Linked DNA regions of Homo sapiens: region 1 is linked to region 2. A link is an interaction called in ENCODE POLR2A ChIA-PET data of the cell type or tissue named here. Cell type or tissue: Panc1. All regions are shown on one strand. Each heading gives the region's core, and the rest is flanking DNA. Links, peaks and the distances in the headings are about the cores only. Region 1 overlaps CACNG6 (calcium voltage-gated channel auxiliary subunit gamma 6). Region 2 has its middle 8.1 kb from the start of CACNG8.

The links. Peaks named below come from ENCODE experiments on the same cell type or tissue, not always from the same donor. Only the 100,000 strongest peaks of a DNase experiment are listed, where the experiment ranks them.
Region 1: POLR2A ChIA-PET joins it to region 2 with 8 read pairs; 5 of 35 experiments call an interaction of 5 or more read pairs at or near these places.

The regions. Positions count from the first base shown.
Region 1 is chr19:54,010,082-54,025,960 of GRCh38, reverse strand. CACNG6 (calcium voltage-gated channel auxiliary subunit gamma 6) reads right to left here. Exons shown (of 4, transcript NM_145814.2): 4 at 13,295-14,010. The coding sequence ends at 13,772. Among named protein-coding and RNA genes, the nearest start is that of CACNG6, 26 kb to the right of the region's middle. RefSeq lists a silencer at 2,969-3,172 and an enhancer at 5,512-5,806. In Panc1, for the core only: no CTCF peak of the experiment used is centred there; a DNase peak (open chromatin) is centred at 5,650; H3K4me3 peaks cover 273 bases; H3K27ac peaks cover 2,500 bases.
Region 2 is chr19:53,946,863-53,962,741 of GRCh38, reverse strand. No RefSeq gene overlaps it. Among named protein-coding and RNA genes, the nearest start is that of CACNG8, 8.1 kb to the left of the region's middle. RefSeq lists enhancers at 444-964, 1,775-2,675, 4,886-5,420. In Panc1, for the core only: no CTCF peak of the experiment used is centred there; no DNase peak of the experiment used is centred there.

The sequences.
Region 1 (15,879 bases), core at 4,712-7,211, 67 kb before region 2:
TCTTTTTATTTTTTGAGACAGGGTCTTGCACTGTCACACAGACTGGAGTGCAGTGGCACAATCATAGCTCACTGCAGCCTTGACCTCCCAGGCTCAAGCAATCCTCCTGCCTCAGCCTCCCAAGTAGCTGGGGCCACAGGTGTGCACCACCACACTGGGCTAATTTTTTTTTTTTTTTTTTTGTAGAGATGGGAATCTCACTATGTTGCCCAGGCTGGCTTTGTTAAGAAGTACATTTCTTATGCTAATTATAAATTCTTGATCTATCTGACACCTCCTCCCCCGAAAAAAACACTCTCATTGCTTCACCACACCAAGCAACTGACAAAGCTTTATATTCAAGTCCTCAGGGAGAACATCCAGTTTTAAAACACAGCTGCAAGTTGTTAGACATTCTCTCTTCTTTTTTTTTTTTTTTTTTTGAGATGGAGTTTCGCTCTTGTTGTCCAAGCTAGAGTGCAATGGCACGATCTCAGCTCACTGCAACCTCCACCTCCCAGGTTCAGGCAATTCTCCTGCCTCAGCCTCCAGAGTAGCTGGGATTACAGGCACCCGCCACCATGCCTGGCTAATTTTGTGTGTGTGTGTGTGTGTGTGTGTGTGTGTGTGTGTGTGTGTGTGTGTATTTTTAGTAGAAACGGGGTTTCACCATGTTAGCCAGGCTGGTCTCAAACTCCTGACCTCAGGTAATCCACCTGCCTCGGCCTCCCAAAGTGCTGGGATTACAGGCATGAGCCACCGCGCCCAGCTGACATTCTCCCTTCTACAGGTGCAGTCTATAGCTCCTTGCTCTGAAATATTGGTGAGTCCCTGACTGCTTCGGCTGATAGAGTCAGAATAGACACCGTCTCTACATTTAACAAATAAACTAAAAATTATCCAGGCATGGTGGCATATGCCTGTAGTTCCAACTATTTGGGAGGCTGAGGCAGGAGGATCTCTTGAGTCCAGGAGGTCAAGGCTGCAGTGAGCTATAATTACACCACTGCACTCCAGCCTAGAGGCAACTTCTGAGTCTAGATCATAAAAGGTGATTCACCTTCTGCCTTGTTTGCTGAACCAAACGTCATGCAGGAAGTCTGCCTGTCCTGAGACCACCATGCTGTGAGGAAGCCCAAGTCACACAGAGAGGCCACGTGTGGGCACTCGGGTCAGCTGTCCTCCAGCTGCGCACAACCGTGGAGTCATCCAGCCCAGACACCGGACGTATGAGTGAAGACGCTCCCAGATCTTCCAGATAATTCCGGCACCCTCCATTCCAGTCTTTGCAGCTGAGGCTGCAGATAAAACCACCCTTGCTGTACTCTGTCCAAATTCTTGACTGCTAGAATCTACGAGTATAAATAAACTATAGCCGGGCGTGGTGGCTCACACCTGTAATCCCAGCACTTTGGGAGGCTGAGGCAGGCGGGTCACCTAAGGTCAGGAATTCAAGACCAGCCTGGCCAACGTGGTGAAACCCCGTCTCTACTAAAAATACAAAAATTAGCTGGGCGTGGTGGCTCGTACCTGTAATCCCAGCTAGCAGGGAGGCTGAGGCAGGGGAATCCCGCTTGAACCCGGGAGATGGAGGCTGCAGTGAGCCAAGATCGCACCACTGCACTCCAGCCTGGACGACAGAGCGAGACTCTGCCTCATAAAAGGAAGGAAGGAAGGAAGGAAGGAAGGAAAGAAGGAAGGAAGGAAGGAAGGAAGGATGGATGGATAAATAGCAGTTGTTTTTTGCCACGAAGTTTGGGGTGACTGGGTGTAAGTCAGCAGGTAACCAGAACAGAGAAGCTGCCCTGAGAGAGGGCAATTGTCCTAATTTAAAGGGATGACGCCTTTCGTTCCGTGGCCCCAGCTCTAGGTCCAAGTTGTTGCTGTCATTTTCGCCGCTAGGTGGCGGCTCATGACTGTTTCCAGCCAACGGCGGGGCAGCAAGAGGGGATGTCAATTTCTCTCCCAGCCTCGCCAGCTGATGGGGCCTTCAGCCTGGTGCCTAGTACATCAGTTAAGCACGGTGATTATTATTTCCTTGCAGAAACCCAACCTCACCCTACCTCTCCGCACGCTCATACCCTCGTTTCCAGCCTCAAGCCTTTTGCTGGAGTCCATGAAGCCCCGCAGAGAGGCTGCAGACACGGGGGCGCCTTAGCCCAGTTCCAGAGACCCTAGTTCAGCCTGCAGCTTGAGAAGGAAGTGGGGAGCTGGGGAGGCCACGCTCCCTCCGCTCCGGTCTTCTACCCCAGGGCTGGTCTTTCGCTGACGCTTCAGGAAATGAAACGCAGTACATTGCAACATCATGCACTGTTTCCCCCCCTACAATATGAAATTTAATTTTTTTAAGCATTACTGATTTATTTTTTAGGGCAAATAAAAATTGTATGTACTTATGGTGTACAACATGATGTGCTGAAATAGTATACGTTGTGAAAAGGCTAAATTGAGCTAATTTACATGTGCATTGCCTCACATTTATCATTTTTGTGTGTGTGGTAAGAACACTTACAATCTACTCTCTTAGGAAGGCTCAAGAACACAGCACATCCGTGTTAACTAAAGCCCCTCTGTTGCAGCATCATCCTCTTAAAGCCCATCCCCTCCTGGGCTTCCCTCACTGTGAGTCTGCAGCTGACACCACAAAAATTCAGGCCATCAAGTTCTAACTCATAAAATAGAATTACCATGGGATCCAGCAATTCCATTTCTGGGGAGATACCCAAAAGAATTCCAAGCAGGATCTTGAAGAGATATGTATGTATGTATGTATGTATTTTTTGAGACGGAGTCTCACTCTGTCAGCCAGGCTGGAATGCAGTGGTGCGATCTCAGCTCACTGCAACCTCTGCCTCCTGGGTTTAAGTGATTCTGCTGCCTCAGTCTCCCGAGTAGCTGGGACTACAGGCACCTAACACCATGCCCAGCTAATTTTTGTATTTTTAGTAGAGATGGGGTTTTGCCATGTTGACCCGGGTGGTCTTGAACTCCTGACCTCAGGTGATCCACCCTCCTCGGCTTCCCAAGCCAAGGATTACAGGCATGAGTCACTGCCCCCAGCCTATCTGTGTATTTATTTTTGAGACAGGGTCTCTCTCTCTGTTGCCTGGTGAGTAATACAGTAGTGTGATCTTGGCTTACTTATTGCAGCCTCGACCTCCTGGGCTCGAGCGACCTTCTCACTTCAGCCTCCTGAATAGTTGGGACTACAGGCATGCACCACCAAGCCCAGCTACTTTTAATTTTAATTTTATTTTATTTTACTTTTGTAGAGACAGGGTTTCACCATGTTGCCTAGGCTAGTCTTGAACTCCTGGGCCCAAGTGATCCACCCTCCTTGGCCTCCCGAAGTACTGGGATTACAGGCGTGAGCCACCACGCTCGGCCGGAAGAGATAATTTATACGTTGATGTTCTTAACAGCATTATTCACAAAAACCAAGAAATGGAAGCAATGTAAGTGCCATCAATGAATGAATGTGTAAAGAAAGTGTGGGATCTACATAAATGGACAAGCATTCAGCCTCTGAAAGGAAGGAGATGCTGACATGTACCTGTGGGAGGCCAACACTTGTTACCAAGAGACCTGATCAGTGAAGAACCTTGAACAGCCACCCCGGAATGACTTCTGGTTTGGGGCTTTCAAAGAGTGGGTGACAGTGTGGCCCTTGCCTTCATCAGCCTTGAATCCGCGAGGAGCTGAGCACGGGATCGTGGTCTGAGAATCAGGGGAAAGACTCCTGGGCAGCTTCCCTGTTCTGAGCAAGCTACTCCCCTTCCCTGGAACTGTCTTATGTATCCAGTGATTTCACAAATATTTGTCGAGCACGTACTATGGACCAGGCATTTTGAAAAGACTGTTACTGTTGGCTGGGTGCGGCGGCTCATGCCTGCAATCCCAGCACTTTGGGAGACCGAGGCTGGCGGATCATGAGGTCAGGACTTCCAGACCAGCCTGACCAACATGGTGAAACCCCATCTCCACTAAAAATACAAAAATTAGCTGGGCGTGGTGGTGGACGCGTGTAGTCCCAGCTACTTGGGAGGCTGAGGCACGAGAATCACTTGAACCCGGGAGGCAGAGGTTGCAGTGAGTTGAGGTCACACCACTGCACTCCAGCCTGGGCGACAGAGCAAGACTCCATCTGAAAGAAAAAAACAACAAACTGTAGATTGTAACAAGAGACATGCTAGAAATCAAGAGGGATGCACTATAACACAATGAGTGTATGGGAGGTGGGTCTTTCCTTTGCAAAGTGGGTAAGGGAAGACTTGGATGAAAATATGTTGAAGCTGAGAATTAAAAACAGTGTAAGTATCCAGCCATGAGAAATGCAAAGAGAATGACACTTCAGGCAGAAGGCACAGCGCAGGCAAAGGCCCTGGGGCAGGAGCAAGCCTGGCCAGTACTAGTTCCAAGAATGGACACAGGCCAGCGTGGCTGAGGCAAAGTGAGCCGGCTAGAGCACAGCAGGAGAAGGGAGGTGCTAAGCCCGGATCATGCAGAACTTTGCAAGTTGTGATAAGAAGTTTGAATGTGGGGCCGGGTGCAGTGGCTCACGCCTGTTACCCCAGCACTTTGGGAGGCCAAGGCGGGGCAGATCACGAGGTCAGGAAATCAAGACCATCCTGGCTAACACGGTGAAACCCCGTCTCTACCAAAAATACAAAAAATTAGCCAGGTGTGGTGGTGGACGCCTGTAGTCCCAGCTACTTGGGAGGCTGAGGCAGGAGAATGGCGTGAACCCGGGAGGCGGAGCTTGCAGTGAGCTGAGATCGCACCACTGCACTCCAGCTTGGGCGACAGAGCGAGACTCCGTCTCAAAAAAAAAAAAAGAAGTTTGAATGTAGCTGGGCCCAGTGGCTCATGCCTGTCATCCCAGCACTTTGGGAGGCCGAGGCAGGAGACCAGCCTGACCAACATAGAGAAACCTCATCTCTACTAAAAATACAAAGTTAGCCGGGCGTGGTGGCGCATGCCTGTAATCCCAGTTACTTGGGAGGCTGAGGCAGCAGAATCGCTTGAACCTGAGAGGGGGGGTGCAGTGAGCCAAGCTCGTGCCATTGCATTCCAGGCTGGGCAACAAGAGCGAAAATCTGTCTCAAAAAATAAAAGAAGTTTGAGTGTGTGTGTGTGCGTGTGGTTTTTTTTGTTTGTTTTGTTTTGTTTTGTTTGAGACTGAGTCTCACTCTATTGCCCAGGCTAGAGTGCGGTAGCATAATCTCAGCTCACTGCAACCCCCGCCTCCTGGGTTCAAGCGATTCTCCAGCCTCAGCCTCCAGATAGCTGTGATTACAGCCATGCACCACCAGGCCCAGCTAATTTTTGTATTTTTAATAGAGACGGGGTTTCACCATGTTGGCCAGGCTGGTCTCGAACTGCTGACCCCAAGTGATCCACCCGCCTCGGCCTCCCAAAGTGCTGGGATAATAGGGGTGAGCCACCGCGCCTGGCCTAGAAGTTTGAATTTTTGTCCAAACGGAAAAGGAAGTGGAAGGTGGAAAATGCCTTCGTAACACTGATAAGGCAGGCAAGCAAATGATTAAGCCCTCCCTATCTTGTGGCTTTGCAAGCCTCGCATTTCAGCACTCTTGTTTGTCCTTGCACGGGAAATGAGTAGGCAGTGAATAATTTTTAGGTTGATATTGTCAGATTCCGTGCAGTTCCCCCGCTCTGTCCACAGACCTCACAAGGATTGTGTCACATCAGTTAAGGGCAGCAGGAGGGGCGGGGCTGGGAACAGGGTGGGTCTTCAGCCTTGCTGGCACCCTCTGGTCTGACTCAGCCCTTCTCACCTGATCACAATAGCGTCCTAAACCATCTCCCTGCTTCTACCTTCATTTCCCGCCTTGACCATCTGCTCTCAACGTAGCAGACAGAGGGATTCTTTTAAAATAGAATTGCTAGACTTGGGACATTAAAATACAGGATGCCCAGTTAAATTTAAAGTTTTAGATAAACAAAAAAATTTTGAATGTAAGTATATCTCATGCAGTTTGGGGGCTGTACTTAGACTTAAACATTTTATTTGTTGTTTATCTGAGTTTTGAAATCAACTGGGCATCCTACATTGAATCTGGCAACCCTATTTCAGTTTAATTTTTATTTTATGTATTTTTTTTGAGGCAGGGTCTGTTGCCCAGGCTGGAATGCAGGGACACGATCATGGCTCACTGCAGCCTCCAGGCTCAAGTCATCCCCCCACCTCAGCCTCCTGAGTAGCTGGGACTACAGGTGTGCACCACGATGCCTGGCTAAACTACATGACACATATATCCTCTCACCGCAGTTAAAATGGCTTTTATAGGCCTAATCCAGCACTTTGGGAGGCCGAGGCGGGCGGGTCACCTGAGGTCAGGAGTTCAAGACCAGCCTGGCCAACATGGCAAAACCCCGTCTTTACTAAAAATACAAAAATTAGCTGGGCGTGGTGGTGGGTGCCTGTAATCACAGCTACTCAGGAGGCTGAGGCAGGAGAATCGCTTGAACCAGGGGGAAAGGGGTTGCAGTGAGCCAAGATCACGCCACTGCACTCCAACCTGGGCGACAGAGAGAGACCCTGTCTCAAAAGAAAAAAAAAAAGTGATTGTGGCAAAGAAGGGCTTTTCTCAAAGACATTGCTTCATCTGTAACCACAAGCCTCATTTCTTTACTGTACTCCACCCTTTGGTGGAGTAACTTATCAACATGGGCTCAGTTTTGAAGAACTGATTACCTAAACAAAAAAGATATTTAGTTACCTTGCCTAACAGGAAGATTTTGTGCAAAAACTCATGCATGTTGCTAAGAACCAAGCCCTTTCTGTTTTACCACTCATGTCTTCAATGTTTGGCCTGTTGCCTCCTGGTCACCCATGACCCGGGGCAGCTCCACACATTGTGTCCTGTCCAGACCATGCTCAAGGGTGAGGCAACAGCTCAACAACTCCCTTCTCCCCTTCTATCTTCCTTGTTTTTTTTTTTTTTTGGAGACGGAGTCTCGCTCTGTTGCCCAGGCTGGAGTGCAGTGGCGTGATCTTGGAGGCAACCTCCGCCTCCAAGGTTCAAGCGATTCTCCTGCCTCAGCCTTCCGAGTAGCTGAAATTACAGGCACCTACCACCATGCCCAGCTAATTTTTGTATTTTTAGCAGAGATGGGGTTTCACCATATTGGCCAGGCTGGTCTTGAACTCCTGACCTCGTGATCTGCCCACCTCAGCCTCCCAAAGTGCTGGGGCTACAGGCGTGAGCCACCGCGCCTGGCCTCCTTCTAGCTTCTTATCAGGGAGTGATACCCATTTCAGAACCTCCTCATGCTCACTTCTCTTTATTTCATAGTGGTCGTAAACTATTCTTTACCCATGCCTGGACTTTATTTTTGTGGTAAAATCTTACCGTTACTTAAAGCAAGATTTTACCATTCTAACTATTTAAAAAATGTACTATACTTACTGATACTAAGTACATAAGTACCTCCAAAATGTTGTGCAAGCATTGCCACTATCTAGTGTCAGGAAAAAAAATTTTTTTTTTTTTTGAGACGGAGTCTTGCACTGTTGCCCAGACTGGAGTGAAGTGGTGTGATCTTGGCTCACTGCAACCTCCACCTCCTGGGTTCGTGCCATTCTCCTGCCTCAGCCTCCCGAGCAGCTGGGACTACAGGTGCCCATCACCACGCCCAGCTAATTTTTTGTACTTTTTTTAAGTAGAGACGGGGTTTCACCATGTTAGCCAGGATGGTCTCGATCTCCTGACCTCATGATCTGCCCACCTCAGCCTCCCAAAGTGCTGGGATTACAGGCGTGAACCACCGCGCCTGGCCTTTTTTTTTTTTCTTTTTTTTCAAGACAGGGTCTCACTCTGTCTTCCAGGCTGGATTGCAAGGGTGCAATCACAGCTCACTGCAGCCTTGACCTTCTGGGCTCAAGTGATCTTCCCACCTCAGCCTCCCGAGTAGCTGGGACCGCAGGCATGCACCGCCATGCCTGGCTAATTTTTGTATTTTTTTTTTATAGGGAACTGGCTTTCACCATGTTGCCCAGGCTGTTCTTGAACTCCTGAGCTCAAGCGATCTGCCTAACTTGGCCTCCCAAAGTGCTGGGATTAAAGGTGTGAGCCCCAGCACCTGGCCTAGCATCAGAAACTTTTAATCACCCCGAAAGAAAATCTCTCAGATGAGGCATTTAACAAATGTTAGCTATTGTTATTATCAGTAGTAATAGTAATAGGAGAAGGAGGAAGAGGAAGAAGAAAAGGAAGAAAGAAGTAAAAGGAGGAGGAGGGAGGGATGAGAGGGAAAGGGAAAAAAGACGAGGAAAAGATGAGAAGGGAGGGGAGAAAAAGAGAGAGACAGAGAGAGAGAGAGAGAGAGAGATGAGAGATGGGCTGTGTCCAGAGGCTCTGGGGTGCAGGGATGAGAAATTCTTCAGAAGTTGATGATCTGGGCACCCTTGTCATCTCCTATCTTGCTTCCTAGGCTCAGCCCTGCCCACATTCCTTCTGCTAGGAAACCACCCAGGGACTTGCTCCTTTCTGCCCTAACACCACTGTTGCCAGGCAACCTTCTAGTACTTCTCCAGCTGTCATCCTTCATGAAGCATTGGGCCTCTTTCCAATTCCGGCTAAAGTCAGAACCCTCAGAAGAGAAATTGAGGAAGGAGAGATTTCATGAGAGGTTATAAAATTAAAATAGGCTGGACGCGATGGCTCATGTCTGTAATTGCAGCACTTCGGGAGGTTGAGGTGGGCAGATCGCTTGAGCTCAGGAGTTCAAGACCAGCTTGGGCAACATGGTGAAATCTCATCTCTTTAAAAAAAAAATTTAAATTGGCCTGGTGTGGTGGCATGCACCTGCAGTTCCGGCTATTCAGCAGGCTGAGGTGGGAGGATCACTTGAGCCTGGGAGGTCAAGGCTGCAGTGAGCTGTGATCACGCCACGGCACTCCAGCCTGGGTGAAAGAGAGAGACCCTGTCTCAAAAAAATTAATTTAATTAAAATAGCTACTGTTGGAACACTCATACATAGCACTGTGCATCAGCAGCAGCAGCAGCTAATTTATTTTATTTTATTTTATTTATTTTATTTTATTTTGAGACAGGGTCTCACTCTGTCACCCAGGCTGGAGTGCAGTGGCATGATCTCGGCTCACTGAAACTCCATCTCCTGGGTTCAAGTGATTCTCCTGCCTCAGCCTCCTCAGTAACTGGGACTACAGACACTTACCACCATACCCAGCTAGTTATTTTGTATTTTTTGTAGAGATGATGGCCCGGCCGCCTCTGAGACCTTCTAATCTCCTTTAGTTCAAATGCTCCACCTGACAAACGTCATCCTTACTTCGGGGGTATTGTTTTCTGAGCCCCAACAATACATTGTTTCATAGGATGATGTGATTCCAGTCATTTGTCTTTGTGAGGTCTGTAATTCCTTCTCCCACTTCTGATCAATCTATGTTATATCTCTGCCTTCCCCTCCCTCCAGTCTCTCCCCACCCAGAGCTGAAGCCTGAACTGGCCGTGGGGGAACCACTCGGAGTGTGGTCAGGGAGGGTTTGGGGGAAAATTGCCATCTCCCTTTTCTCTTGAGTCTCTGGCTTTGAACCTTCCCTGCCCTGACCCCGGGTAAGAAAGAGTTTTCAGAATGATGACCCCACTGGACAAAGAGCCATTCCCACCAGGTGCGGTGGTTCATGTACCTGGGAGGCCGAGGCAGGAGAATCATACGAGCCTTGGTGTTTGAGACCAGCCTGGGCAACACAGTGAGACCCCATCTCTATTTATTTATCTTTTTTTTAATGAAGAGTGGCCAGGCACGGTAGCTCATGCCTGTAATCCCAGCATTTTGGGAGGCCAGGGCGAGTGGGTCACTTGAGACCAGAAGTGCAAGACCAATGTAGGCAACAGTGGGAGATCCCCATCTCTACAAAAAATACAAAAACTTAGCTGGCTGTGGCTGTGTGTGCCTGTAGTCCCAGGGATTTGGGGGACTGAAGCACGAGAATCGCTTGAACCTGGAAAGTCGAGGCTGCAGTGAGCCATGATTGTGCCATTGCACTCCAGCCTGGGGGACAGAGTGAGACTCCATCTTGAAAAGAAAGAAAGAAAGAGAGAAAGAAAGAAAGAGAGAGAGAAAGAGAGAAAGAGAAAGAGAAAGAAACAAAGAAAGAAAGAAAGAAGAAAAAAGAAAGAAAGAAAGAAAAAGGAAGAAAGGAAGGGAGGGAGGGAGGAAGAGAGAGAGGCCAGACGCAGTGGCTCGCGCCTGTAATTCCAGCAGTTTGGGAGACTGAGGCGGGTGGATCATGAGGTCAGGAGATCGAGACCATCCTGGCTAACAAGGTGAAACCCCGTCTGTACTAAAAAAAAATACAAAAAAATTAGCCAGGCTTGGTGGCGGGCGCCTGTAGTCCCAGCTACTCGGGAGGCTGAGGCAGGAGAATGGCGTGAACCTGGGAGGTGGAGCTTGCAGTGAGCCGAGATTGCACCACCGAGCTCCAGCCTGGGTGACAGAGCGAGACTTCGGCTCAAAAAAAAAAAAAGAAAAAGAAAGAAGGAAAGAAAGAAAGAGAGAGAGAGAGAGAAGAAAGAAAGAAAGAGGAAGAAAGAAAAGAAGGAAGGAAGGAAGGAAGGAAGGAAGGAAGGAAGGAAGGAAGGAAGGAAGGAAGGAAGGAAGGGCCATTCCCCCAAGACCAACTATCTCCGCCACCCCCATGGCAGATGTCTCTTGAGGCTTCCCTGACCTGGCTGGGCACAAAGTCAAACAACAAAAAAAAAATTGTGGACTCTCTTGTCTCCTAGCACTTAACTTGGTTTATAATTGCACGCTCATTACTTCAGTGATGTGATTAGTATCTGTTTCCATCAGCAGGCTGTCAGCTCGTCGTCGGGGGTCCCTGTTTACTCTGTAAGTGCCACTTGAGAAAAACTAACAGCAAAGGCAGATCGAGTTGCGACCACGTGCCAGGCGGTCTCCTGGGAGCTTTGCAGGGCTCATGATGGCGTTTACTCCCGACGGTGACTCCTGGGAGTAGGTACAGGATTGAGCTCACGCACCGTCTTTAGGGATGAAGGAACGAAGACAGAGAGAGGTGAAGCTGTTGCCCCAGCCATAGGTCGGGGAGCTGGGCTTTCACACCAGCCTGGCTCCCAGGTGCCCAGGCACTGCGGGGCACTTCTGCTTGTTGAATGGAAGAATGCAGAATTAGAAACAAAAATCGCATGGTCAGCTGGGCGCGGTGGCTCACGCCTGTAACCCCAGCACTTTGGGAGGCGGAGGTGGGACGATCACTTGAGGTCAGGCGTTCAAGACCAGCCAGGCCAACGTGGTGACACCCCATCTGTGCTAAAAATACAAAAATTAGCTGGGTCTGGTGGCGCACACCTGTAATCCCAGGTACTGGGGTGGCTGAGGCACAAGAATTGCTTGAACCCGGGAGGCGGAGGTTGCCGTGAGCCGAGATCGCACCACTGCCCTCCAGCCTGGGCGACAGAGTGAGACTGCAAAATAAAAATAAAAATAAAATCACATGATCATCTCAATAGATGCAGAAAAAGCATTTTGATATGGGAGGGGGGCAGAGAACTGCTGGGTAGAGAAGGGCAGGGTCTCTGGCAAGGGCTCTACCCTAGGGCCTGTGCCCATGGACCTAAATTAGAACAGGCATTTCCGAAGGTGCTGGGATTACAGATGTGAGCCACCACACCCAGCTAATTTTTGTATGTTTTGTTGTTGTTGATTTGTTTTGTTTGTTTGTTTGTTTTTAGTAGAGACAGGGTTTCACCATGTTGGCCAGGCAGATCTCGAACTCCTGACCTCAGGTGATCCACCCGCCTCGACCTCCCAAGGTGCTGGAGTTACAGGCATGAGCCGTCGCGTGGGGCCAAGACTCACCCTTTTCTTAACACCTGGCAACCACTAGTCTGTCTTCCGGGTCTGCAATTTAGTGACTTCAAGAATAAGAAACCTTGTTTCAACCCCTTGACCTGATGCCAGTGTGTCTCTGCTCAGCAAGCTCCCATGGCTCCTCAGTACCCTCAGGGTAAAGGCCAAGCTGTTCTGTTGAGCATCTGAGTCTCTCCACCTTGTTCATAAGACAGCCCACCCCAACCCTCTCACGTTTCCTGTGTCTCACTCTGAACACCAGCGTTCACATTTCCTCACTCACAGGTTCATCATGTTTTTCCTCTTGTTTCTGTCCAGGCTCTCCCACCCAGCTGGAACGCCCGTGACGTTCTCCACTTTCTCTGATTCTTACTCACCTTGAAGACTCAAGTTCGTCATCTTCTTCGGAAGGCTTTCCTGAACCAATCCCCCTTCCCCCCACCTTTTTGATTTTTTTTTTTTTTTTTTTTTTTTTTGAGACGGAGTCTTGCTCTGTCACCCAGGCTGGAGTGCAGTGGCGAGATCCCGGCTCACTGCAACCTCCAACTCCCAGGTTCAAGCAATTCTCCTGACTCAGCCTCCCGAGTAGCTGGGATTACAGGTGCCTGCCACCACACCCAGCTAATTTTTGTATTTTTAGTAGAGACGGGGGTTCACCGTGTTGGCCAGGCTGGTCTTGAACTCCTGACCTCAGGTGATCCACCCGCCTTGGCATCCCAAAGTGCTGGGATTACAGGCGTGAGCCGCCACACCCGACCAGAAAACACAATTTAGAATATATACACTGTTAATGGTTGAATGTTCTCCCCTACAAAATGTATATATATATATATATGTTGGACCCTAACCCCCAGTACCTAAGAATGTGACCTCATTTGGAGATACGGTCTTTACAGAGATAATCAAGTTAAAATAAGGTCATTGGGGGTAAATCCTAATCACGTATGACAGGAGTCATGTGTAAAGGGGAAATCTGGGTGGGGTACGGTGGCTCACGCCTGTAATCCCAGCACTTTGGGAGGCTGAGACAGGTGGATCACTTGAGATCAGGAGTTCGAGACCAGCCTGGTTAACATGGTAAAACCCCGTCTCTTCTAAAAAAAAAAAAAAAATACAAAAATTAGCTGGGCATGGTGGCTCGTGCCTGTAAACGCAGCTACTTGCGAGGCTGAGGCAGGAGAATCACTTGAGCCCAGGAGGCGGAGGTTGCGGTGAGCCAAGATTGCAGCACTACACTCCAGCCTGGGAGACAGAGCAAGACTCCGTCTCAAAATAAAAATAAAAATAAAAAATATATTGTGTTTTCCACACTCTCAACCATTGTGTATGGGTTCGTTTTCATGTGACTTCTGGGCTTAAAAGTGTTTCTGGAGGGTATGTTTCTGGAGGGAATATGGGGTCACTTTTCTTTACCCCAGAATGCACGATCACATCACAAATAGACTCCAAAGCAAAGTTGTTAAATTTCCAAACCTTTAATCCCAAATCAGATCACAGCGAGGCCAGACCCTTCGCTATCTCCCCCAACCGCACCCGGAGCTGCAGATGAGTTGTAAAAAGTCTCTCCCGGCAAGTGAATCGATCCAGACCTGGGAAATGAAGGGGCCCCCAACTCCCACCCAAGACCCCCTGACCTCATCCCCCAACCCCACACCCCAGCTACCCCATCAGGTCCCCGCCAGTCTTCTCTGGGGACCCTCGTTTGCAAAGAGCCTCTTCCCATCCCACCCCCAAGCAACCCACATACAGCCACAGAGAAAAACGTATTTACAGAGGGAGAAAGGATAAGGGGACAGGAGGCAGGCGTGTAAAAAAACATGGGCCCCCGAGCAGGGAGAACACAGTTTCTCTAGGAGATGGGGCAAAAAGATCTTGGGGGTACAATGGAGAAGGTCAAAGGGCTCGGTGGTTGCTTAGAGAAGTCTCACGCGTGGCTCTAGGTGGCCCGGTGCCCCCGCTTGGGACAGAGGGACCCCCAGGGCCAGGAAGGCAGTGTGAGCAGCAGAAAGCAGCCGGCCCCCAACAGCAGGATCAGGCCGGCCCCCACGCCGCAGCCCAGGGACCAGGAGTACTCGTAGGTGAGGCGTGGGGCCGGGGGAGGCTCCGGGCTGACTCTCTGCAGCAGGGCCCTCACGGAATGCCGGAACACCTCCAGGCTCACCAAGAGCAGCAGGCCTGCGGGAGAGAGGACAGCTCGCAGTCAGACGCCCGCGACCCCAGCTGTGTCTGAACATCTCCGCCATCCGCTCCCAGCCCTCCCGCCCACCCTGGCACCTTCCCACGCGTGCACTCAACAAATACTTACTAAACACCTACTATATAGCAGGCAGCATTTGGGAAGCTGGAGATAAAGAAAAAAAAAAACAAGACACAAAGTCATAGAGACAGAAAGTAGAAGGATGGTTGCCGAGGGCCGGAGGGAAGAGGAAAAAGGGGAGTTGGTGTTTAACAGGTATAGAATTTCAGCTGGGGAAGACGCAAATCGTTCTGAAGGTGGATGGGGGTGATAGTTGCATAACAATGTGAACGGAATTGATGCCACAGAACCGTACGCTGGAAAATGATTAAAAGGCGGATATAGAATCACAGCTAGACGGGAGAAACGCGTTCTGGTGTTCGCAGCACTGTAGGGTGAATATGGTTCCTTAGTTTTTTGTTTTTGTTTTGTTTTGTTTTTTTTTTTTTTTTTTTTTTTGAGACGGAGTCTTGCTCTGTCACCCAGGCTGGAGTGCAGTGGTGCGATCTCAGCTTATTGCAAACTCCGCCTCCTGATTCTTCTGCCTCAGTCTCCCGAGTAGCTGGGGTTCAAGCGACTCTCCTGCCTCAGCCTCCTGAGTGGCTGGGATTACACACGTGCGCTACCACGCCTGGCTAATTTTTGTGTGTGTGTGTGTGTGTATATATATATATATATATATATTTTTTTTTTTTTTTTAGTAGAGACGGGGTTTCACCATGTTGGCCAGACTAGTCTGGAACTCCTGACCTCAAGTGGTCCACCCACCTCGGCCTCCCAAAGTGCTGAGATGACAGGTGAGAGCCACCGTGCCTGGCTGTGTATTTTCAAAGAGCTAGAGGAGAGGATTTTGAAATGGTCACAACATGAAGAAATGATCAAGTTTGAAGAGGTGGATAGGCTAATTGCCCTGATCTGATCATTATGCATTGTTTACATGCATCAAACCATCCTTCTGTTTCCCACAGATATGTACAAGTACTACATGTCAACTAAAAATAAAAGAGGAGGCTGGGTGCTGTGGCTCACACCTGTAATCCAAGCGCTTTGGGACGCCGAGGACGAAGGATTGCCTGAGGCCAGGATTTTGAGACCAGCCTGGGCAACATAGCAAGACTCCATCTCTACAAAAAAAAAATTTTAAAAAATTAGCCAGGTGTGGTGGTGCACGCTTGTAGTCCCAGCTACTCAGGAGGCTGAGGTGGGAGGATCATTTGAGCCCAGAAGGATGAGGCAGCAGTGAACCGTGATCACACCAGTACACTCCAGCCTGGACAACACAGCAAGATCCCAATTCTTAAAAATATATAAATAAATAAAAATTGAAAATAAAAAGGGGAAATGGTTAAAATTACACATTTTATGTTTAGCACATTTTCCCACAACTTTTTTTTCTTAAAGCAAACACAGGAATCAGAAAACACAAAATTCAAATTAAGACTCCATTAGCGGCCAGGCACACCTACAATCCCAGCACTTTGGGAGACTGAAGCGATTGGATCACTAGAGGCCAGGAGTTTGAGACTGGCCTGGCCAACAAGGTGAAATCCCATCTCTACTAAAAATACAAAAATTGGGCCGGGCACAGTGACTCACGCCTGTAATCCCAGCACTTTGGGAGGCCGAGGCGGGTGGATCACCTGAGGTCAGGAGTTCAAGACCAGCCTGACCAACATGAAGAAACCCTATCTCTACTACAAAATTAGCTGGGCGTGGTGGTGTGCACCTGTAATCCCAGCTACTCGGGAGGCTGAGGCAGGAGAATTGCTTGAACCTGGGAGGCGGAGGTTGTGGTGAGCCAAGATCAC
Region 2 (15,879 bases), core at 8,395-10,894:
TGTCTTCTGCCCAAGAAAGTCATCCCACCATCCCACTAACCCCACTCGGAGGAGTCCCCACCACCGCTAATAATTAATAAATAAGATGAAATCTCTCTCCACTCCTGTCTTCTGCCCAAGAAAGTCGTCCCACCATCCCACTAACCCCACTCGGAGGAGTCCCCACCACCGCTAATAATTAATAAATAAGATGAAATCTCTCTCCACTCCTGTCTTCTGCCCAAGAAAGTCGTCCCACCATCCCACTAACCCCACTCGGAGGAGTCCCCACCACCGCTAATAATTAATAAATAAGATGAAATCTCTCTCCACTCCTGTCTTCTGCCCAAGAAAGTCGTCCCACCATCCCACTAACCCCACTCGGAGGAGTCCCCACCACCGCTCACACTCACAGCCCTCGCCCCTAGCCCGCGCCGCCTCCGCCCCAGGGGGCTCCACGATCCTCATCGCATGGGAAGCCACCCCCCGCCATGATGCCAAGCCCCACGCCGCCGCCTCCTCCCCAGGAGCCCCCGTCGCGTTCTTCCTTCCTTAGCGACCCCCGCCCCATCACCATGCGGCGCCCACCAGCTCTCCCCACTCTTCCCCTGCAAGCCCCACCTCTCCACCCGCTAGAACCCTTCCCTGTCAGCCCAACTTTTCCCTGAGCGTCTCCACAACTTAAGAAGCCCGAGTAGCACCACTTCCGTGGGAGTAACCTCCGCGAGCCCCCTCCGGTCTGGCTTTTGTCATTCCATCACTCCAAATGGTCCCCCACAGTTTCCTCTCCTTAGGAAAAAATAAATCTCTCAACCTCTCTTCAACTAAAAAGGAAAAATTAAAAGAAGAAGAAAAAGAAAAAGAAAATCCCAGCTGACCCTCACAGTTTGTGCAACTCGGAATCACCAGCCACCCTCAGTCAGCCTCCTCTCCCTGGAAGCCCCCTTCCTGCCTCGGGCAGCCTCCAACACACCTGGAAATCACCCGAGGACCTTAAAAATTCGGATGTTTGAGTCCCACCTGAGAAAGTCCGACATGGTTGGTCTGCAGTGTGGCCTGCGCATGTAAGTTTTTAAAAGCTCCCTGGGGAATTCTAATGCACCCAACATCAGACCCACTGGTTTGCAAGCTGCCCCCCCCCCGCCATCTCCAGCCCATTCCCTGTCACAGCCCCCACTGTCTCCCCACAAGCCACTCACTCCCCACCCCATACTATGCCTTTACTCCAGGAAAACCCCCACCCTCTCTTTTGCTTTAGAAGAGTTTTCTGAATCTTCCCACCCCGCCACCCCCCCCCCCACAACTTAAACGAACTCATATCATAACCATCGTTTTCTCCTCCATTAAGAAAAATTTCCTCCGTGAGTTCCACGGCATTTTCTACTCGCAAGAATGGCTTCCTCCAGACCCCAAATGTCTCTCCACTCAGGACCATTCCAATCTCTGCCCTGTACTCCCATAGCAGGGGGCACACTGTACCACCCACCCGCCCCTCTGCACTCACAGCAGCTCCCACTGCCTCCAAATCCCCTCCTCGTAGCCCTTCATCATCACACGGGATCTTCAGCACACTGTTTCCCCCAACTTGAGATCCCCCTAACTCACTTTGAAGCCCACTCTCTCTTCAATGTACCAGGAAGCATCCTCCCCAACTTCTCTCTCATCATATAGAATTCCCTTGACTCACTTCCTCTTGCTCCACCGCTATAGCTCCCAGGTTCTCCTCTGCCCCGGAAAATCCCCTCCGCAGGCCCCCACAGGCTTCCCTTCTTGGGAACGCCCCCCAGTACTCCCCTCTACGACTTCACCTGTACAGGAACACACACTGTAGCCCCTCATCTTCTTCCACATGCAGAAAGAGCCCCCCCAGTAGACTGTGTCCCTCTGAAAAATGTGATCCGCAAGACTACAACTCTCTTTTCAATTAGGAATACTTTCCCAGCCTGCACCCGCTGCCCCGTGGCTCCTTCATTTCTCTCTTCCACATTCTCCCCCGACCACCATGCCCCCAGCCCTGCCTGTCTCCCCCACCCCAACTGTCCTCTGGGGGATGTACTCCTTACTTGCTTCCACACTGCTTCTTCAACTTCTTCCCCCAAACCCACTATAGTTAAGAGCCTGGAAACCTTAGACGAAGAGGGGATTAAAAAAAAACAAAACAAAAACCAGAACCTAGGTCCCAGTACAGGGTGACCTTGGCCTCCTGATTGCTTGCCCGTCTCCACTGCCCCCCATCAGCTGGCCTCAGACTGGGGCTGCTCCGAGGAGGGGCTGTGGAAAAAGGTTGTCTATGGGGGGTGTCTCCATGGCAACTGGGCCTAGTGCCCCACACGTTGTGTTCCCTCCCCCACCTCAACTCCCGTCTGCCCACACACAGCCCTTCCTCAGGCCACAGTTCAGCAGCCCGCTGGACAGGGCAACCCCCAGCCTCCCGGCCTGGGCGCCGGCCCCTTCCTCTCTTTTCTGTCCGCATGCTGAGTTTCCTCTCTTCTTGATCTCTTGGCCTCTTCTCCCCGAATTGGTGCCCCTCACCACCAGCAGGGCCACCTACCCTGTCTTAACAGATATCTGCTCTCAGTGGGGTAAGCCTGTGACCCCAGGCCCCTAACAACCTGGGATAAGAGGGGAAGGGAAGAGGAGGGAAAGGAGGGAAATTCTCCTTCCGTCCAAAAAAAAAAAAAAAGATTCGAAGATCTTTTCATTTTGTCAATTTGGGGCACAATCTGGTTTTAGGGACTCTTAGTCCATCGTTCAGCAGCTGCCAGGGAGAAGAGAGCTGGGGACCCCCAATTCTAAAGCTTCCGGATATGAGGGGGTCACTCTCCTTTCTCCTTAGGAAGGGGACCAGCTCTTTTCTCCAGAATTCGGGGGGGGGGATCACAGAACATTAATTCTACCTCCACCCACCTCCGATTAATAAAAAGATCTGTCTCACCTCTGTTAATGATAGGTCAACTCTCCGATGCACGGAGGAGGGGACGTCGAGCCCCCCCTGTTGGCACCCCCCCCAGAAAAACCTTTTGGCTCCCAATTCTCGCTGCTTCCCCCTCCCCCAGCAGTGAGGGACCCAGGCGTCCGACCTGGTTCGGGGAGTGGAGATGAGGAGGCGTATGGGGAATGGGGGTGCTGAGGTCAGGCTGGGGCTGGGGGGCAGCTCTGAGCCTGGGCCCCAAGGGAGTGAGGGTCGGGATATATATATTAAAAAAAAAAGGTGAGGAGACAATTTGGTTCTCGTGTCGCTGGGTAAAGTGCGGAGCTGGAGGACGAGAGGGAGGGAGTAGGGAGGGAGGGGGAGGGGAGCTGCTGAGGGATGGGGAGCCTCGGAGAGGAGATGGATGGGGGAAGGGAAAGAGGGGGGCAGGGTCGAGTGGCAGAAGGAAGCCGGAGGAGAAGAGAGAGATCCAGAGAGGGAGGGAGAGAGACAGAGAGAGACGAGGAGAAACGGAAAGAGAGAGACCCAGAGACCGCGAAACAGAAATGGGGGAGGGAGAAATTTGGGGGAGGCAGCGGCTGGAAGCAGAAGGAAGTTGGAGAGATACACACAGAGAAATATCCAGAGAGAGAAGGGGACAGGGACAGAGACTCAAAGAGAGAAACGCAGGGGCTGGGGGGGAGGGGGTGGGGGAGGGCTGGGGTAAGTGTGTGTGTGGGGGGGGTCAGGATCTGGGAAACAGAAGGAAAGAAGAGAGAGGGAGAGAGTCATCCAGAGAGGAGGGAGGAGGGACAGATGGGGAGAGACAGACAGAAAGAGAGAGACTGAGAGGATGGGGGAGAGAGGGGGGAGAGGGAATGAAATGGAGAGCGGGTAGGGAGAGAAATTGGGGATGGGGGCAAGGTCTTGCTAGAGAGAAGGAAGCTTTAAAGAGAGAAGAAGATGCGGAGAGGGAGCGGGGGAGCAAGATAGTAAATGAAAGAAATGGAGGGTAGAAGGGCCTGGATGGCAGAAGGTACCTGGGGAAAGAAAGGCAAGTGCAGGAAAAGAGGGAGACCCAGAGAGAGACAGACGGAGAGGGACTGAGACAGGAAGAGAGAGAGATCCAGAGAAACAGAGGCAGACACAGAGACTGGGGATGCACCCGAAGGAAGCCCAGAAAAAATAACGGGAGAGGGGTGAGGCTGAGAAGCCCCGAGGAGGTCAGAGATGAAGGATACCCCTGCCCCCGCCCCCTCCCGCGTCCCCAGCCCCGGATCCCTGCCCCCTCCCCCATTCCAATGCCACCACCCCCACCCCCACTAGCCTCCATCTCTCTTCAGCATCGCTTGCCGCCGCCACCGCCTCTTCCTGTCGTCATAGCAACAGGATCCAGGCGCCCAGCCAAGGCTGGCAGCGGCGGCCGGAAATGAGGGGAGGGCCTTTTCAAAAGGACCCCAGGAATGCTCCCCTTTCCCAAAATCCAAGGGAAAGCGCAACTTCCCGGGGTCTTCCCACCGCTCCTCCTCCAAGTGGCGAGGGCAAAGATTCCCCCCCCACCACCCCAGATAAAACAATATTGAACTTACCACGTTAACAAGCCTTTTGACTTTCACCAACAATTTTTTCTTTTCTCTTCTCATCCCCCTCCCCTCCCCTAGTTCAAACCTGATGGGGAAGAAGGGGTAGAGTTAGATGCCCCCGAGATGGGGCTGGGGCTGGGAAGGAGAGTAGAATGCCAAAAGCTTGGGTGCAAATATGTCTTAAAGAAACTTGTCTGGGACTGGGTAGGGGTCTATGCAACAGTTTTGAGAAGCATGGATCTGTCCGTTCTAGAACTAGCTAGTAGGTTGGGGAAGTGGAACAATCGGAGGTGGAAAGTCTGAGATCAGAGTCTGAAAGTTCGGTCTTGGGTCCAAATTTCACGGATGCTCCCAAGGCTTCGTGTGACCTTGGACAAAACACTTCTTCTCCTCTATACTCAGTTGCTCTTGGTTATAAAGGGCACAGAAGCTGCCTCCAACCAAGTGAGAACGCGGATGGGAAGTGGGATTGCACGTGGCTCTAGGCAAGCCGTTTACTCAAGACCCGATCCTCGTAAAAATGTTATCAGAAACTAAGAACTAGTAGCCATGGCTGATTGAAGGCTGTTGGCATGCTTCGCTGTCTTACAGAAGTCCTACAGAATCTTTGCCGTGTGGGCACCAATGTTCCTACATTAACCATGAGTAACCTGAGGCTCTGAGACAATAGGGGTTATGGGGGTGGAGGGCGGCCAACAATAGGTGAAATTCATAGTCATTTAACCCAGCACACCTTTACTGCTCCCTCCTGGGGGCTGGCAGAAACAGGAATAACCTGTGTTCCCTAAATCTATTTACCTAGTGTTTGCTCCTGCTGGTTCCTTCCTTTGGAGGGGCGATATCTTTCAGTCCCCAGCATCTCACATTTCTACTGAAATTTCTTTAGGTCGTTTCACTTAATTCTCACCCCGCCCCATGGGAGAAAGTTTAGACATGCATTCCAACACTCCTGGTTTAGAAGCTAAGAAACACAGCCCCCAAGGGAAGGGGTCTGGAATTCATTCGTTTGAGGAAAGTTGATTATTTTCTGCTCTTTTGCTGGGGGATGCGGGGGGAGATACATCAGCAAACAATGATGATAACCAATATAAACTGGACATTTAGGCTGGGTGCAGTGTCTCATGCCTGTAACCCTAGCAATTTGGGAGGCCGAGGCGGGCGGATCACCTGAGGTCAGGAGTTTGAGACCAGCCTGACCAACATGGTGAAACCCCGTCTCTACTAAAAATACAAAATTAGCCGGGCATGGTGGTGCATGCTTGTAATCCCAGCTACTTGGGAGGCTGAGGCAGGAGAGTCACTGGAACCAGGGAGGTGGAGGCTGCAGTGAGCTGAGATCGAACCGTTGCACTCCAGCCTGGACAACAAGAGTGAAACTCCGTCTCGAAAAAAATAAAAATAAAAACAAACTGGGCATTTAATATTACAGACTCCAAGGAGCCTGAGGGTATTGGTTCCATCTTCAAAAGAAGTGGGTTCTGTTAGCAGCCTCCACTTTAAAGATGTGAAAACTGAGGTTGAGAGGTCAGTTGTATTGGAGGACATTCATCAGGACATCAAATTCCAGAGCCTGTGCTGATACAACTGCACTGGTGAGAACGACTATGAAGATAATTTTTTAAAGCCAGGGTTTCCCAATCTCAACGTTCTCAACATTTGGGCTGGATAATTTTGTGTGGTGGAGGCTGTCCTGTGCATTGTAGAATGCTGAGCAGTACTCCTCGCCTCTATCCACTAGATGCCAATAGCACCTCCAAATAGCACCCTAAAAATAGCATTTGGGGACAACCAAAAATGTCTCCAAACATTGCTCAATGTCCCTTGGGGAACAAAATCGCCCCTGTTGAGAACTATTAAATTATACGAACTAGCAACTGGGGGAAACCTCTTTATTTTATTTTAAATGAAAATATATTTCCTAGTCCAATCAATATAGGCTCATGGTTTAAAAAAAGAAAAGAAAAAAAATCAAATGGTACACAAGGGACTACAATAAAAATAATTTAGCCTGTTCCACCTCAAGTCCTTTTCCTTATTGGAAAAGTCTATTAACATTCTTGTTTTTGCTTTTGTTCTTGTTACTTGAGACGGAGTCTCACTCTGTCGCCAGGCTGGAGTGCAATGGCGCAATCTCGGCTCACTGCAACTTCTGCCTGCCGAGTTCAGGCCATTCTTGTGCCTCAGCCTCCCGAGTAGCTGGGATTACAGACATGCAGCAACATGCCCAGCTAATTTTTACATTTTTAGTAGAGATGGGGTTTCACCATGTTGGCCAGGATGGTGTTGATCTCCTGACCTCTTGATCTGCCTGCCTCGGCCTCCCAAAGTGCTGGGATTACAGGCATGAGCCACCACACCCGGCCGTCTATTAATATTCTTAGCTATTTCTTCTCTTACTTGCCTTGACATCCCTAAATAATGATTTTCTTTTGGAATCAAAATTATACATTATTTATAGATATTTTTTCTCTAATAGATAACAAATCAATTCATGCAGCCCTCACTTTTCCTTCCCTTCTTCCTCAAGTGTTAGTTCTTCTATTGGTAATTTTGTGACACTAAGTGATGCATGATTACATCATGATTTATTTCAACAACTAAAGAGTATATCTCTTTTTTTCACAGCTTTATTGAGATCGAATTCACATATCATGCAATTCACCCACTTAAAGTGTACAATTCAACGGCTTTTAATTGTACAGAGCTGTGCAATCATCAACTTCAGATCACTTTTAGAATATTTTCATTAGTCCAAGGAGATACTGTGTACTCCTTAGCCATCACCCCCAATCTAAGCACCCACTCCAGCCCTAGGCAATCACTAATGTACTTTCTGTCGGTATAGATTTTCCCATTCTAGACATTTCATAGAAATTGAATCATACAACGTATGGTTCTTTGTGTCTGGCTGCTTTCAGGCTAAGTAAGTAATGTCTTTAAGGTTCATCCATGTTGTAGCATGAGCCAGTGCTTCATTCCATTTTATGGCAGAATAACATTCCATGGTATAGCGGGAGATACCACATTTTATTTATTCATTCATGTATCAATGAACATTTGAGTTTCTTCCACATTTTGGTTATTACAAATAATGCTGCTGTGAACATTTGTGTGCACATTTTTGTGTAGACATATGTTTTCATATCTCTTGGGCACATACCTGGCAGTGAACTTGTAGAATGAGTTTAAGGAATGAGATAGCATCTCTTCACTTCATTTTGAAAGATGGGAGTATTACCAGGTGTGGTGGTCCACGCCTGTAATCCCAGCACTTTGGGAGGCCGAGGCGGGCAGATCACCTGAGGTCGTGATTTCGAGACCAGGCTGGCCAACATGGTGAAACCCCGTCTCTACTAAAAATACAAAAATTAGCTAGGCATGGTGGTGCACGCCTGTAATCCCAGCTACTTGGGAGGCTGAGGCAGGAGAATCGCTTGAACCTGGGAGGTGGAAGTTGCAGTGAGCCAAGATCGTGCCACTGTACTCCAGCCTGGACAACAAGAGTGAAACTCTGTCTCAAAAAAAAAAAAAGCCGGGCGCAGTGGCTCATGCCTGTAAACCCAGCACTTTGGGAGGCCAAGGCGGGCAGATCACGAGGTCAGGAGATCGAGACCATCCCGACTAACACGGTGAAACCCCGTCTCTATTAAAAATAAAAAATAAAAAAAATTAGCCGGGCGTGGTGGCAGGCGCCTGAAGTCCCAGCTACTCGGGAGGCTGAGGCAGGAGAATGGCGTGAACCCAGGAGGTGGAGCTTGCAGTGAGCTGAGATCATGCCACTGCACTCCAGCCTGGGCGACAGAGTGAGACTCTGTCTCAAAAAAAAAAGAAAGAAAGAAAGAAAGAAAGATAGATGGATGGGAGTATTGAACCCACTGATCACTCCTTCAGCTCATGGAAGGCCCCTTCAGAAGGGGTGTCACAGAAGAAGCAGGTTGTAGACTTTTATAAGATCTCATTTCTACATTTGCTCACATATTCATTTCACATTAGCCAAGGCCTCTGCTGGGCTTGACCCAGAGACCTAGAGCCTGCAGACTTAGAGATAGGTTTGCTAATCCCTTCCCTTGAGAAGGTCCTCGGTCCTCACTTCCAACTGTGATAGGCAGAATTTTAAAATAACCTCCAAGATTCCCACCGCCTGGTGTACACACCCAAGAGAATCTCCTTCCCTTGGGTGTGGACAAGAGCTGTCACTAGGAGGTGATGCAGTCCCCATGATTATGTGACATTATATGGCAAGGTATGGGATTTTGTAAATATAATTAAGGTCCCTAATCAGTTGACTTCATTAAAAAAGAAATTATCCGGCTGGGCGCAGTGGCTTACGTCTGTAATCCCAGCACTTTGGGAGGCTGAGGTGGGCGGATCACGAGGTCAGGAGATTGAGACCAACCTGGCTAACACGGTGAAACCCCGTCTCTACTAAAAATACAAAAAATTAGCCAGGCAAGGTAGCGGGTGCCTGAAGTCCCAGCTACTCGGGAGGCTGAGGCAGGAGAATGGCATGAACCCCGGGGGTGCGGAGCCTGCAGTGAGCCGAGATCGCGCCACTGCACTCCAACCTGGGCAACAGTGAGACTCCGTCTCAAAAAAAAAAAGAAAGAAAAGAAAAGAAATTATCCCAGGTGGGCCTGGCCTAATCAGGTGATCTCTTAGGAAAGGATCAAGACGTCAGAAATAACCAAAGCAAAGGAGTTGCTGAGAACCCTGAGGAAGCAAACTGTCTTGTCATGGCAAAGACCTGAGAGTGAGTGGCAACTGCTAACTAGAAAACAGAGACCTCAGCCAAACAACTACAAGGAAATGAATTCTGCTCAACCTGTGGGAGGTTGGAAGTAGTTCTCTCCCTAGCCAAATCCCCAGCAGAGGACACAGCCAGCCGGCATCTTAACTTCAGCCTTGTGAGACCCAGAGCTCACCAGGCGCAGTGGCTCACGCCTGTAATCCCAGCACTTTGGGAGGCCAAGGCAGGCGGATCACTTGAGGCCAGGGGTTCGAGACCAGCCTGGCCAACATAGTGAAACCCTGTCTCTACTAAAAATACAGGTGTGCTGCCGCACACCTGTAATCCCAGCTCCCTGGGAGGCTAAGGCAGAAGAATCACTTAAACCTGGGAGGCGGAGGTTGCAGTGAGCCAAGACTGTGCCACTATATTCCAGCCTGGGCAACAGCAAGACTCCGTCTCCCAAAAAATAATAATAACATAAAATTCTCGGCCGGGCGCGGTGGCTCATGCCTGTAATCCCAGCACTTTGGGAGGCTGAGGCAGGCGGATCACGAGGTCAGGAGATCGAGACCATCCTGGCTAACACGATGAACCCCCGTCTCTACTAAAAAATTCAAAAAAAAATAGCCGGGCGAGGTGGCGGGCGCCTGTAGTCCCAGCTACTCGGGAGGCTGAGGCAGAAGAATTGTGTGAACCCGGGAGGCGGAGCTTGCAGTGAGCCAAGATCACGCCACTGCACTCCAGCCTGGGCGACAGAGCAAGACTCCATCTCAAAAAAATAAAAAATAAAAAATAAAATAAAATAAAATTCTCCTATGTCTCCCTATTGCCCTTAGGAGTAAATCTAAGCTCCTCACCTATGTCCTTTTGCCAAGAGCACAAGTCTCATCGTATGCCGCCCCCATTGCTGCCTCCTGCAGACTGAAGGTGTCTTCCCTACCATTCCCAGCTCCTTCCTGTTCTGAGGGTTTCCTGGGTGGTTTTCTTCCGTGGAATCCCCTTCCATCTCAGCCATATGGCAAACCCTCTATCCACTCTTTTTTTCTTTCTGAGACAGGGTCTTGCTCTGTCACCCAGGCTGGAGTGCAGTGGTGGAATCTTGGTTCACTGCAGCCTTGACTTCCCAGGCTCAAGCCATCCTCCCACTTCTTCCTCCCCAGTAGCTGAGACCACAGGCAAGCACCACCACACCCGGCTATTTTTTTTTTTTTTTTTTTTTTTGTATTTTTGGTAGAGAAGGGGGTCTCGTCATGTTGCCCAGGCTGGTCTCAAACTCCTGAGCTCAAGCGATCCGCCCACCTCAGCCTCCCAAAATGCTGGGATTACAGAGCCACTGCACCTGGCACTATCCACTCTTGAGATTCAACTTACACGCTCCTTCCTCCAGGAAGCCTTCCCTGACCTCCCAAGCCTCCATCAGGGTCTACATCAGTGCTCCCACCAGGCCTGCACTGGCTCCTTAAAGCCACAGCAAGGCTATATTGTGATTGACATGTGGGTCGGTCTTCTCCGCACTGGTGCCGGAGCTGTTCAAGGACAGGCACGGGTCTGATTTACTTCCGTGTCCCCTAGATCCCAGCTCAGCCCTGATGGACAGGAGCCCTCGGGTCCAGGGATGATGAACAAATGAATGAATGAATGAACGAATGAATGAGAAAATGAATGAGTCAGGGAATGAGTGGATACATATTCTAGGGTCTCCACCCTCTACGCAGCCAGTTCCAACCTCTTGTCCCTATCCAACCCTTCTCCCTGCCTCACATCCTGAGTGTGTGGTTTTTCCCAGGTGCGCGAGTGTTTCTCATCAACAACAGCTGGGGCCTTTGTGTTTCCTCAAGAGGAACAGGGTGGTGGTGGCATGTCTTCCTGCTGTACCAGGAAGCGTCGATCAGCGTTTCTTAAACGTCCTCATTCAGGGTGAAGTGGAAATATTCCAACGCTGGGGAGCCAGGTGGCTGGAGTTCCAACTCCGGCTCTTCTTTGCCTCCCCAAGGAACCCGGATCCAAAGCTTGATTCTCACTGCAGCTTCCTTCTCTCATTCTCTCATCTGTAGAAGGGGAAGAGGGATACCGTTAGTGATCTCTCTCTTGTTGAGACTGTGATTCGAAATCACACATCCAAGGCATTCTGCCAGAGCTAATGGGATGTCACTGAAGCCCCTGATATTATGTACAGAATATTGTGAGTATAAGTATTTTTTTCCTGGGGGTCCGTAGCTTTTATCTGACTCTCCAAGAGGTCCCTAATCTCCTGCAGATTATCACAGCTGGCAGAGCGCCGTGGCTCATGCCTGTAATCCCAGCACTTCGGGAAGCTGAGGCGGGAGGATTGCTTGAGCCCAGCCTGGGCAACATAGGGAGGCCCCCGACTCTACAAAAAATATATATATTTTTTTGAGATGGAGTTTTGCTTTTATTGCCCAGGCTGGAGTACAGTAGCGCGATCTTGGCTCACTGCAACCTCCACCTCCCAGGTTCAAGTGAATCTCCTGCCTCAGTTTCCTGAGTAGCTGGGATTACAGGCGTCCGCCACCACATCCGGCTAATTTTTTGTATTTTTAGTAGAGATGGGGGTTTCACCATGTTGGCCAGGCTGGTCTTGAACTCCTGACCTCAGGTGATCCACCCGCCTTGGCCTCCCAAAGTGCTAGGATTACAGGGATGAGCCACCATGCCAGGCCAAAAAATAATTCTTAAAAAATGAACCAGGAGTGTAGTCCTAGCTCCTCAGGAAGCTGAGGTGGGAGGATGCCTTGAGCTCAGGAGGTTGAGGCTGCAGTGAGCCAAGGTCATGCCACTGCACTCCATCCAGCCCAAGCGACAGAGAAAGACCCTGTCTCAAAATAAAAATTAAAAAAAGAATCACAGCTTATGAATCAATTTAGGAAAAACTCATTTGTGTCCATAAAAATAAAGGTAAAAAAGAAAAAAAGAAATATATATATATATATATATATATATATATATATATATATATATATATATTTTTTTTTTTTTTTTTTTTTTTTAGACGGAGTCTTGCCCTGTTGCCCAGGCTGGAGTGCAATGGCGTGATCTTGGCTCACTGCAACCTCCGCCTCCCGGGTTCAAATGATTCTTCTGCCACAGCCTCCCGAGTAGCTGGGGTTACAGGTGCCCGCCACCACCCCCAGCTAATTTTTTTTGTATTTTTAGTAGAGACAGGGTTTCACCATGTTGGTCAGGCTGTTCTCGAACTCCTGACCTCATGATCCACCTGATTTGGCCTCCCAAAGTGCTGGGATTACAGGCGTAAGCCACTGCGCCCAGCCGCAAAAGAAATATCTTCATAAAGATATTTCTATTTATTGATTTCTAGATAAAAGTCTGGCACAGGCTTTCTCAATCACTGTCGCACCAGTCACATCGGAGACCAGATGATTCTTTGCCATGGGTGGCCTTCCTGCACATTTCAGGGTCTATTCCAGAACTTGCTAGGTTCCCGTAGCACCTCACTCCCCCCAGCCCTGAGTTGTGACATCCAAAAATATCTCTGGACAGCCGGGCGCGGTGGCTCACGCTTGTAATCCCAGCACTCTGGGAGGCCGAGGCAGGCGGATCACGAGGTCAGGAGATCGAGACCATCCTGGATAACATGGTGATACCCCGTCTCTACTAAAAATACAAAAAATTAGCCGGGCGTGGTGGCGGGCGCCTGTAGTCCCAGCTACTCGGGAGGCTGAGGCAGGAGAATGGCGTGAACCCGGGAGGCAGAGTTTGCAGTGAGCCGAGACTGAGCCACTGAACTCCAGCCTGGGCGACAGAGCAAGATTCCGTCTCAAAACAAAAAACAAACAAACAAAAAAAAGCAAAAACAAAAATATCTCTGGACATTGCCAAATGCAACCTGGGGGCAACATGACTTCCAGTTGAGAGCCACTGTCCTAAAGGAAGAAAGTGGGAACAGTCACTCTCTCTGGGAAATGAGGCTGGAATTGAGAAGAGTGAAGAGAAAGCTACTTTCTTTTTTCTTCTCTTTTTCTTTTTCTTTTTTTTTTTTTTTTTTTTTTTTTGAGACGGAGTTTCACTCTTGTTGCTGAGGCTGAATCTCGGCTCACTGTAACCTCTGCCTCCCGGGGTTCAAGCAATTCTCCTGCCTCAGCCTCCCAAGTAGCTGGGATCAGAGGCATGTGCCACCACGCCCGGCTAATTTTGTATTTTTAGTAGAGACTATGTCATGGGATTTCACTAGGTTGGCCAGGCTGGTCTCAAACTCCTTACCTCAAGTGATCCACCCGCCTTGGCCCCCCAAAGTGCTGGGATTACAGACGTGAGTCACCATGCCCAGCCAAAAGCTACTTTCTTTATACCCTTCTCTGATGCTGAAACTTTTAAATCATGACTGAGTATTACATTTCAGGGCCAGGCACGGTGCCTCACTCCTGTAACCCCAGCACTTTGGGAGGCCAAAGCGGGCAGATCACCTGAGGTCAGGGGTTTGAGACCAGCCTGGCCAACATGGTGAAACCCCATCTCTACTAAAAATACAAAAAATCAGCCGGGCGTGGTAGCACATGCCTGTAATCCCAGCTACTTGGGAAGCTGAGACAAGAGAATCACTTGAACCTGGGAGGCGGAGGTTGCAGTGAGCAGAGATCGTGCCATTGCACTCTAGCCTGGGTGACAAAAGTGAAACTCCGTCTCAAATAAATTAATCAATTTATTATAGAAATAGAAAAAAATTTAAAATAGAAAAAAATTAAAAATTAAGAATAATAAATAAATAAATAAATTCGTAATTAAAATGAGTTTATTGTTCACATAAATTACCTCTCTGCAATGGACCACTACATAGTCATTAGAGGAATTAGGTAAATCTTACTAACTCTGTGACATACAGCATTAGCATTGAAACCTTTGAATGCAGGATCCCTCCGTACACTTAACTGTAGAGAGCTGGTGGCTCACACTTGTAGTCCCAACACTTCGGGAGACCGAGGTGAGAGGATCATTTGAGGCCGTGAGTTTGAGACTCCATCTTTACAAAAAAAAATTAAAATACTAGCTGGGCATGGTGGTGCTCACCTGTAGTATTTGCTACTCAGGAGGCTGAGATGGGAGGATTGCTTGAACCTGGGAGTTCAAGGTTGCAATGAGCTATGATAACCCCACTGCACTTCAGCTTGGGCAACAGAGCAAGATCTTGTCTCTAAAAATAAAATTAAAAAAAAAGAAAATTGTAGGGGACCCCAAAGAGCTTTTCAAATTTGTGCTATGTCTATCGATATTTTGCATATTTGCAATTCAAACTGAGAAGAAAATCTAAAATATGTATTTAAGTAAAATAATCAGCTTATTGTATATTTACATAAGCAACTTACTTTAATAAAAATAACTAGTTTCCAAAATTAAAAAATTATATAATGGTATTGGTTTATATTTTTTAAAATAGATTTAACGTTTGACTCAACAGAAGAAAGTCAGTCTCATATCTGCTTCTGTGTTCAGTCGTGTTCTTACTTCCTGTGAAGCCTCCAGACTCTATACACTCATGAGAGAATAAGAATGAAAAAAAGGAAAATATCTTAGTATTACGATAAAAATGCCTTTGACCTTGTGGACTTCCTAAATGAGTCTCAGGGATGTTCCAGCTCCCCAGGACACATTTTGAAAAGCACTGGTATGTGGTATTGTCCTGTAAACCAGTGTGGTCTAAGGGGGGCAGTATAGGGTAGGGTGGAAGCATTTAGCTAGACCCTGATGCAGGCTTGGGAGCTCAGGGAAGGCTTCCTGGTGGAAGGAGCATGTAAGTTGAATCTCAAGAGTGGACAGAACCCGGTGTGGTGGCTGATGCCGGCAATCTCAGCACTTCGGGAGGCTCAGGTCAGCGGATTGCTTGAGCTCAGGAGTTTGAGACCAGCCTGGGCAACATGATGAGACCCCTTCTCTACCAAAAATACAAAAAAAAAAAAAAAAATAGCCAGGTCTGGTGGTGCTTGCCTGTGGTCTCAGCTACCGGGGAGGCTGAGGTGGGAGGATGGCTTGAGCCTGGGAAGTCAAGGCTGCAGTGAACCAAGATTGTGCCACTGCACTCCAGCCTGGGTGACAGAGCAAGACCCTGTCTCAGAAAGAAAAAAAGAGTGGATAGAGGTTTTGCCATATGGCTGAGAGATGGAAGGGGATTCCTCGGAAGGAAACCCTCAGAACAGCAAGGAGCTGGGAATGGTAGGGAAGACAACTTCAGTCTGCAGGAGGCAGCAGTGGGGACGGCATATGTTGAGACTTGTGCTCTTGGCAAAAGGACATAGGTGAGGAGCTTAGATTTACTTCTAAGGGCAATAGGGAGATATAGGTCATTGATAAACAGATGGAACCAGGTGGCTTCAATATACACAGAGGGCCAGGCATGGTGGCCCACACCTGTAATTCCAGCACATTGGGAGGCCAAGGAGGGCAGATCACCTGAGGTCAGGAGTTTGAGACCAGCCTGGCCAACATGGCGAAACCCTGTCTCTACTAAAAATACAAAATTAGCTGGGAGTGGTGGCGTGTACCTGTAATCCCAGCTACTCTGGGGGCTGAGGCAGGAGAATCGCTTGAACCCAGGACTTGGAGGTTTCAGTGAGCCGAGATCATGCCACTGCTCTCCAGCCTGGGCAACAGAGCGAGATTCGTTTAAAAAAAAAAAGCCGGGCACAGTAGCTCACGCCTGTAATCCC